Regions from separate parts of the Mus musculus genome. Here region 2 is linked to region 1. Evidence: chromatin contacts called from ENCODE POLR2A ChIA-PET data. All regions are on one chromosome and are shown on one strand. The core of a region is the stretch at or near the end of the contact, and the rest is flanking DNA. Distances in the headings are between cores, read along the strand shown.

Evidence for each region. ChIA-PET counts read pairs that join two places held with the same protein, here RNA polymerase II (POLR2A).
Region 2: POLR2A ChIA-PET joins it to region 1 with 17 read pairs in embryonic stem cell. The contact joins the promoter of Utp14a here to the promoter of Bcorl1 in region 1. POLR2A ChIA-PET finds 5 or more read pairs at or near these places in 3 of 5 experiments (Patski and embryonic stem cell).

What each region holds. Positions count from the first base shown.
Region 1 is chrX:48,339,222-48,343,558 of GRCm38, reverse strand. Bcorl1 (BCL6 co-repressor-like 1) reads right to left here and starts at 2,201. Exons shown (of 15, transcript NM_178782.4): 1 at 2,076-2,201; 2 at 679-758.
Region 2 is chrX:48,254,544-48,258,880 of GRCm38, reverse strand. Utp14a (UTP14A small subunit processome component) reads right to left here and starts at 1,947. Exons shown (of 15, transcript NM_028276.1): 1 at 1,913-1,947; 2 at 466-541. The coding sequence starts at 1,938. Gm39511 (a long non-coding RNA gene) reads left to right here and starts at 2,089. Exons shown (of 3, transcript XR_882302.1): 1 at 2,089-2,145; 2 at 4,264-4,337.

The DNA.
Region 1 (4,337 bases), core at 952-3,451:
GAAGGAGGGACTAAAGCTGGGAGCAAGCGGCGGCGAAGGGGGCAGAGCCAAGCAGCCCCGGTGACACTGGGAGGGGAGGGGAGAGGAGGAGGAGGAGGAGGGGATCGCAGAGAGAACCGAGCAGATTCCAGAGAGAGAGGCAGTGGTAGCTGTAGCAAGCTGGGCAAAAAGATAGACTCCCAAGAAAGGCGGAGGCACTCAATCCGCGGGGCTCCAAGAGCTCCACGCCCCCCACCCCGATGCCCCTTAGGAGGGAGGTTGAGGAAGGGAAATGATCTGGGCACTGGGGCCAGAGGCTTGGTTGTCTGCCTTCCTTCCAACATTCTCCACCTTATGCCCCAACCTGACTTTCTCAGGCCACTAGTGCCAGAACCAGTGTGCAAATCACTCTTTGAACCATCCCCAGATCTCCCCTGCCCTGGTACCACAGAGCACACGTATTCAGTCCCCTTTTCCCAGGAGCCTAAGGGAGGCTCCCCTTGCAAGCAGGGTGTGACTCTTCCATTCTTCCCGCACCCCCCCCAGTCGCCACCCTCCATCTCCTTCCCCGGAACCCTCCCCGAAGTAGGGGCTCGCCTTTCTCTCCCCGCCAGGAAAGAGTCCTGGGGGCGACTACCCACCTCTACTCTTATACTGGGCCCCAACCCACCAGCATCCCCTTAGTCGTGTCCCCCTTACCGAAGTATTAGTGGGGGCGGCCGTAGTTGGACTAGTGTCTACTTTCCCTCTGACACTAGCTGTCCTTCACCACGCTGACCCTGTGGAAACACAGAGAAGCAAAGCACATTAATGCTCCCGTATCCCACCCTCCACGTTCGAGCCCCCACAGAAATGGTTCATAGTAAAGAGGTTGGTACTGGAAGTGAGCTGAGAGTAACTCCAGTCCTCAAACCCCATTCTGGTCATGAAAATCCAGGGATCCGTCCCTTTCCTTAAAAGCCATCAAAAAAGCTTGGATCCGGGGCTTAAATTATCTAAACCCCAGGTCCACACCATGCCAAGCAACATTACCTGGCAGGAATAAGACACAAACTAGGCTGCCCCCAAGGGAGGGAAAGTGCAGCCCTCGACGCCTTCCACCCCTCCAAAGCATACCACTAGGAGATTTAGATGGCCAAGGATAAGAGGGAGACGGAAGGGGTGCTGGAAGATTGGAAGGATTGTGGTGGGGAAGGGTCCACCGACCCCGAAGAGCAGAATCCAGATGCTAAGAGGTGGAGTGGTGGGGTGCGGCATATTGCAGACGGCGTCTTCCCTCGGTTTTCCGGGAATCGCCTGGGAAGCCCGTCCAACACCGGGAGTTGCTTACCAGTCAGTCCCCTAACCCCATTTGTGCGCGGGAGGCGACCGGAGCCCAGCTGGGAAGCCCGGGCACAAACTCCGCGGAAGCTGGCCTTCGCCGCCACCGCCGCCGCCGCCGCCGCCGCCGCCGCCGCCGCTGCCGCCGCGCTGCCTCGGGCCTCCCTCCCTCCGCTTTCGGCCCCGCAGATCTACCTTCGCCCCCGGCCGAGGCCAGACCCCGCTTGCAACTCCACGCCCCTACTCCACCCCCTGCTCTCCCTCCCCTCGCCCTCTCCTCCCGGTCGGGCCCAGCCCCTAGCGCCGCCCCGCCCTAGCGCTCGGTCCAGAGCCCAGCAAGTGCCCCGAACTCGCCCCCCACCCCCACGCCCAGGCCAGCCGGGCCGGGCCTGCTCTCCCCCCTCCCGCTGCGCCCCGCCCCCCGAATCCACGTCCTACTTCGCCACCCAACTCGGCCCGGTCCCGGTTCGTCCCGCGCCCACGCCGCCAGAGTCCGCGGTTCGGTCCGGTGCACGGTCACCCACCCCGCCCTTGCCCGGGTGCCGGCCTGCCTGCCCTCGGCAGCCCGCCGGAACGCGCGGTCCCTATCTGAGTCCGGCTCGGGGTGCCGGCCTCGGTCCTGGCGGCGGTGCAGCGTCTCCACGAGGGCTCGGATCACGCAAGATCCGAACCCGCGCAGGGTGGGGGCTGCGAAAAGCAAGTTTCTTTATCCTCCCCCCCCCCGCCCCCGCCGCAGGGCCACGCCGTTCCCGCCCCCGTCACAGCGCCCCCTTCACCTGGGCAGAGCCCCCCGGCTGCTGTCGCAACTTTGCTCTTCTCCACACCGCCCGGGAAGCGGGCGAAGCGGGAGTAGGAGGGAGGTGGCGGGAGGGGGGGTGCTGGGATCAGGCCGCTGGGCTCCCGGAGGACACGTGGGGGAGGAGGGGAAGGAGGAGGAAGAAGGGGGCGGGCCTGCACTTCTCGGGGCTCCCCCCTACCAGCCCCAGGGAAGCCGGAACCTCGCTGGGCAGCCGCAGACCCCGCACTGGCCACGGGGAAGAACGGAGCCACCTTTCCCCAGCCAGTCCTCCGCTCCAGGAAGGGGGGGGGGGTGCCGCAACGCCGTTCGGGGTCGGAGAGCGATCGTTTTCGCTCCTGGTTGATGTGTAACACGCTCTCCCCGTTTTGTTGTTGGTTTTTTTTCTTTTCTTTTCTTTCTTTCTTTCTTTTCTTTTTTTTCTTTTTTTGACTCGGTCTATGTAGGAGGGCGGGGGTCTCGCCCGAGGGGAACGCCCCCGCCAGACACCCCGCCCTTCCTCCGGGCCCCCCACTTCCCCACCCTTGGCGACCTCCGCGCGTGGTTCTGGCGCTCCAGCACTGAGGCCGCGCTCAGGCGCAGTCCTAGCCCGGGCGCCGAAGTGGGACAGGTGCTAGGGCAAGAAAAAATGCCCGGTCCTCGCCGCCTCGCCTCGCCTCCCGAGTCCGCTCGGCCCACTCTTCGTGGCAACCTCCCAGGCTGCAAAAACCTTGGGTCACCCTCAGTGGATATCACTTGCTAGGGTGTGGAGGCATCTGGTTTGGCGGGGAGACCCGAGGGAGGAAGGGACGAAAGGTCTATAAAGAGGAAAGCTTGCAAGACTTTGCAGAGGGAAATCTGCCTAGAAGGACCTAGGGCTTGGTTTCTGCCTGCTTTCCCTCTGGGCTCTTGAGACACCAATCTGAGTCCCCTGACCCTTCCCCTTTACCCTAACGACCGCCTGCCAGGCCAAGGGAGTATAAATCCTTCCTGTGTTTATATCGCCGGCCATCCCTGAGACTTGAAGGGCTTATAGGCTTGTGGACCACATTCGAACTCTGCTGACTTACATTAACTCCAAGGAGAGAGGCTTTGAGGAGGGAAAGCTGCTGCTTGACATGACTTTCAGTCTTAGGTTGTTTCTTAGCAGCTCCAACCCTGATCTGATGGTGAGGACTTCCAAGGTATTGTCTCTACCCAGAGGGTATCAGGAAACATAGTCAACAGTTCCTAAAGGATTCGAAACAGGATGTGAAATAACAGGAACTTGGGAAAATAATCTCTATGTCCAGACATATTGATATTATTTAGTATATATTTATCTATGCTAAGGAAGCCAGAGAGGTCATTTGAACTAGAAGGAAACCCTGCTGAATTAATGACTTTCTCTTCTCCCTACCCCCACCCCCCATTCCCACCCCTCTAGGCCCAGAAGTTCCATCTCTGAGCTAGGGGGTGTTTTGTTTTTGTTTTCTTCTTTGTGAAGTCTTCATGGATGGCAGTTGAGACTTGCCTGCTGTTCCCCTCACCTGGTCTGAGAGATGTATATGAGAGCAGCTAAGGCTCTGGTGGTCTTGCTATTGTCTGAGATCTGCTGTTAGTACCCCAATTGCCTGTCCTCACCACCCTCACCACTAATTCGAGCAATGTATATATAGTAGGGCCACCCAATTTTCCCCCTTTGGGAATCTCTTCACTAGTTATTTTACTTGGCCACACCTGCCCTCCAGTGCACACACCCACACACCCACACCCACATTTAAAAACTGTTTTGCACCAAGCAAAAATGAGGATTCAGAAATATGTTTGAGTTCATCAACATATGAACTCAATATGCATCACTTAACAGGGAAATCACCTCCATGTGCCTTGCTCTTGCCTATCCTGCTTTAAGTTGTCTGTCTTCGCTGATTTTAATTATTCTGGTAATTACTAAATCGCCACTAATCTTAAGGCCTTACTTAGGACCTTAGGGTTACTCTGCTCCCCATTTTGAGGCTGAAATGGATGTTAAACACATCAATTTTCACTAGTCTGTCTCTTACCATTTGACTGCAAAATAAAGGTTGGGGAGAAGACGGTTGCTTGGTTGCTTCCTGGGTGAAGCTGGAGCTTTTTTGAGCCCTTTCCTGTTGGGGACCAGACTTCCTGTCCTACAGGAGATGATGGGAAATCAAGGATCAGTGTGGGGATAGCTGTGAGAAACCTTTAAAGTATGGAGATAACAATGATTATTTTATTTGAGGCTCGCACCACAACATAA
Region 2 (4,337 bases), core at 698-3,197, 84 kb after region 1:
GAAACACTGAAAAATAGTTCAATTCATAGCCACAGTTATCGAAGTGTTTCCCCTCCCCCCAGGAGAAAACTCCCACTACCCTTTTTGAGACAGGGTCTCACTATGTAACCCTGGTTAGTCTGGAACTTGCCTTTTAGACCAGGCTGGCCTCAAAATCATAGAGAGCTACCAGGCTCTGCTTCCCATGTGTTGGTATTAAAATAGTTCACAGAGAAAGAGGAAAAACAATGTAAGTAGTTTTGTCAGGGGAATAGGTTTAAAATTCAGATAGCATCAGATCAAGTTCCAGGATAGCCAGAGCTGTATAACCCTGCCTTGAAAACCAGAAAAAAAAAAAAAAAAAAAAGATAGCATATGTTAGAGTTTTAGTAACCTTCTTTACACGCACACATTTTTATTCCCCTTTCCTCTCCAGGAGTGTTTTGTTCACCCTAATTTTGAATCCGTTCAACAGCTGTCACCTACCTCATCTTCACTGGCACTCAAGGGGTAGTTGCTTGTCAAATCCATTAGATCATCCTGCTGGCTCAAAGCCAGAAGGCTGTTTTAAAAAGGCAACACAGAAACATTAGCACATGAAATAACTCTTCTTTTAAACCAGCAGTTCTCAACCTGTGGGTCAAAACCCACAGGGGTGTGTGTGTGTGTGGGGGGGGCAAAAGGTCCATTCCCATGGGTCATGTGTCAGATATCCCGCATTTCAGACATTATTCATGTTACAATTCATAACAGTAGCAAAAGTGCAGTTATGAAGAAGCAAGGAAAGTAATTTTATGGTTTATGTTTTGGGAGGTGGTCATGAACCCCAGAACATGAGGAACTGTAGTAAAGGGTTGAGCAGCACTAGGAAGGTGGAGAACTATTGATCTAAACAAATATCTGTTTGCTCAGTTCTGAGTATTCTTATCTGAGAAGAGGTGCAAAAAAACAAAACAGAAGGTAATTAGTTAAAGTGTTTTTAGAAGGGGGTCAGGCATCACTTCCAAGATGACAATATCGGCATGGGAAAGACAACACTGGTTAGTGGCTGACCCTGCACTTCTGTTACTTACTATGCTTCAATTTCCCACTGACGCTACTGCTGTCTTTTGAGGCAAAGGCAGTTTCCTATTAACTATTTAAACGTGTATTTTATTTTATTTTTTGAGACAAGAGTTGTTCGGTGTAACCTTAGCTGTCCTGGAACTCGCTTTGTAGACCAGCCTGACCTCACACTTGGAGATTGGCTTGCTTTTACCTCCCAAGTGCTGAGATTAAAGGCGTGTGCCGCCACCAACTGGGAAACCTTTTAAACATTCGAAAACATTCTATTAATGCTTCTATGGATCTCCCACCGGTCAGGTGCCTTGATTAAGTGCAACTTATTAAAAATGTAATCTTGATAATTTGTTCGCATAACTGAGGACGTAGGGTAATGGTTGAAACCAACTGTATAAATGGGTGTTTAAGGTGATTAGAATTTAGGAAAAACCTACTATTACTTAACAGTGGATCTCGGTATTTACTAAGCAAACATTACCAAAGCGACTACATTTAGATTTTTCTAACGTTGAGGGGTAACATGAAATACCTGTTAGGTCTGGCACAACTTGGCACTCTCACAGACGGCGCATGTTGCGCGTGGCAGAGGCAGAAAATGCGCACGTGACAAATAAAGGGAAATCAATAGTAACTTTGCCAAGAGTCGGACGACCATCAGACCTAACAGCGATGCAACTTAAGAGCCGAGAAACTGAGGAGCAAAGCCAATTTAAATTAAGGGACTTTAGGATTCCTAGCCGATACATTAACTACTGGCAGGGTTTGGGGAGGCGAATCTCTAACAAACAGCAGTTCGGCTTCCACTTCCCTAAATACAGGAAATTCAGCCCTCAAAAATACCCGGGAATCTCCTTTCCCTTTTACGTCTTACCCCTTCGTAGCTTTGATAGAGTTCATCGCTGTCGCCGGTAACTCACATGGGTCAGGAACGGAAACCAAAGAGAGAGCAAGCTCCTTGCCTGCCGCAAAGCAAATTTTGCTTCCGCTAATCACGCGCGACAACGCGCGTCATTTCCGCCCAGGGGGAGGCTTGCAAAGTATTGTAGGCGCTCCAGGATTGGTCGATGGAAAAGCCGGCTGCCTGCCAGTTGGTCCGCACTGCCGGTGGGTGGGACTTGCCGGTCCCCATTCTTCTGAGAGGTTTTTATTTAGGTTGGCGGTATTGGTTCCCTGGCATTCGGTTTTCTTGCGGTCCGAGATTAGTGTGGTGAGGGCGAGGGTGCTGCGCTGTCAGGGACGGAGCTAAAACCAAAACCAATCAAACCAAAACAAAGCCTCCAGGGCCAGGCCCCGTTGGACTCTGTCGCACAGCTCTGGACTGGCCAGCCCCAGACTGTGTTGGACTCCTGCCAGATCAAGGGGACGGGAACGTAGCAAGTTTCTATCCATCTGAAGAGAAATTCTTTTTGAGCCGGTGTACCTGTGATTACAGCTCATTGTCCCCTTTTCCTATACAAGAAAATGTCACTCGAGAATGTGTTATGAGGCAGAAAGATCTCTTCTTGCTCCATCCGGTGCAACATAGTAGGACCCATACACACATGCACGCACACACAATCTTATTTTATCCGGTCCATAGCTCACTAGTAAACTGCTTGCAGCACAGGCATGAGGCTGCAGTTTCTCAACTCTTGCTTTTTTTTTTTTTTTTTTTTTTTTCTTGTTTGAGACAGGCTAGCCTTAAATTGGTGATCCTCTTGCTTTAGCACCCGACCTGCTGAGATTACATGCTTTTGTGGTACCACGTCTGGCATAATTTGTAAATAATAAACCTATCTATGTGTGTGAGTGCATTTGCGTGTGCGTGCGCGTGTGTGTGTGCGCGCGCGTGTGTACGCATGCCATTGCACACGCGGAAATCAGGACAACCTGTAGGAATTCCTTTCACCATCTGGCTGCAGGGGATTAAATTTAGGTTGTCAGGGTTGGGGGGAGGGTGTCAAATGCTTTTGACCAGCCTGAGACTTCTTGCATAAAAACATTATTGCCATTTCTTTTAGGTCATTTCCATTTTGTTTTCTCCAACGGTTGCACTGAAATTTCTTATGGTAATCGGCAATGCTCTAAAATTCTTAAATAAAATAATACTTTCTAGTCTTTGTGGTCCCAGAATTGAATATGGGATTTGATAGTTGTTTTTGTTTTTCATTATTCATTCAGTAAAATTTTTTTAATCATTGACTATGTGCCAGGTTTTTAGGAGTTATTGATACATTGTTGAACAAAGCAGATATTTTCTATGGTTTCATAGACACAATTTTCCAGTGGGCTTAAGGACAATTTTTTAAAAATTATTTATTTTTACTTTACATCCTGCTCACTGCTCCCCTCCCAGTCAATTTTAAATGTTGCTAAAACTCTAGCCCAGAGTTCCCTGACTGCTCTCTCCTGGTATCCTCTATGATGGTAGCTCTATGACCATCTTCTTCCATTTTCTTTCTTTCTTTTTTGTTTTTTTTGTTTTGTTTTTTGTTTTTTTGTTTTTCAAGACAGGGTTTCTCTGTGTAGCCCTGGCTGTCCTGGCACTCACTTTGTAGACCAGGCTGGCCTCGAACTCAGAAATCCGCCTGCCTCTGCCTCCCGAGTACTGGGATTAAATGTGTGCGCCACCACACCCGGCTCTTCTTCCATTTTCTTTGTTGTGTGCTTCTAATAAACTTATGCCCTAAGTGATGCTATTCCCTAGAAGCTTACTCTTGGCCCTCTATGTTTGTTCCCTATGTTCTCCCTGGGGCAAATTGCTTTTAAAACTGATATATGAACTTGAAAATCTACACTTCTAGCTTATATGTCTTTCTTAAACTATAGATTACTATCTCTGGGTGCCTTCTTTGTTCCCACAAGTACAACAGAGATGACCTTTTCCACCAGAGTTCTCTTGTATTCTTTGTTTCTGTAATTGATCAATAAATCATCCAATCAAGTTAGATATATGAGAGTCATCTTAGACTCACCATTCCTCAGCTATTCCCCACCTCTTTTACATCCTGACTCTATCAAATACCTCCCCACCTTTCTGTCATGATTGCCTTTCTATTAACTTAGATTCTTGCCCTTTCAGATCTGTGGTATTGCAGAAATCTTATAGAAAAGGAACATTGTAGCATTTTGAATATGAGTTTTGAAGCCAGATTATATGTGTTTGAAACATAGTTCTTCTTATTATTATTAACTTGATAATTACCTTTTAACATATTCAAAAAGTTGTTTTGTGTTTCTTAGGGGTACACATGGCATGCTGTGTATAGAAGTCAGAAGACAGTTTGTGGGAGTCAGCTCCCATATAGGTTTCAGGG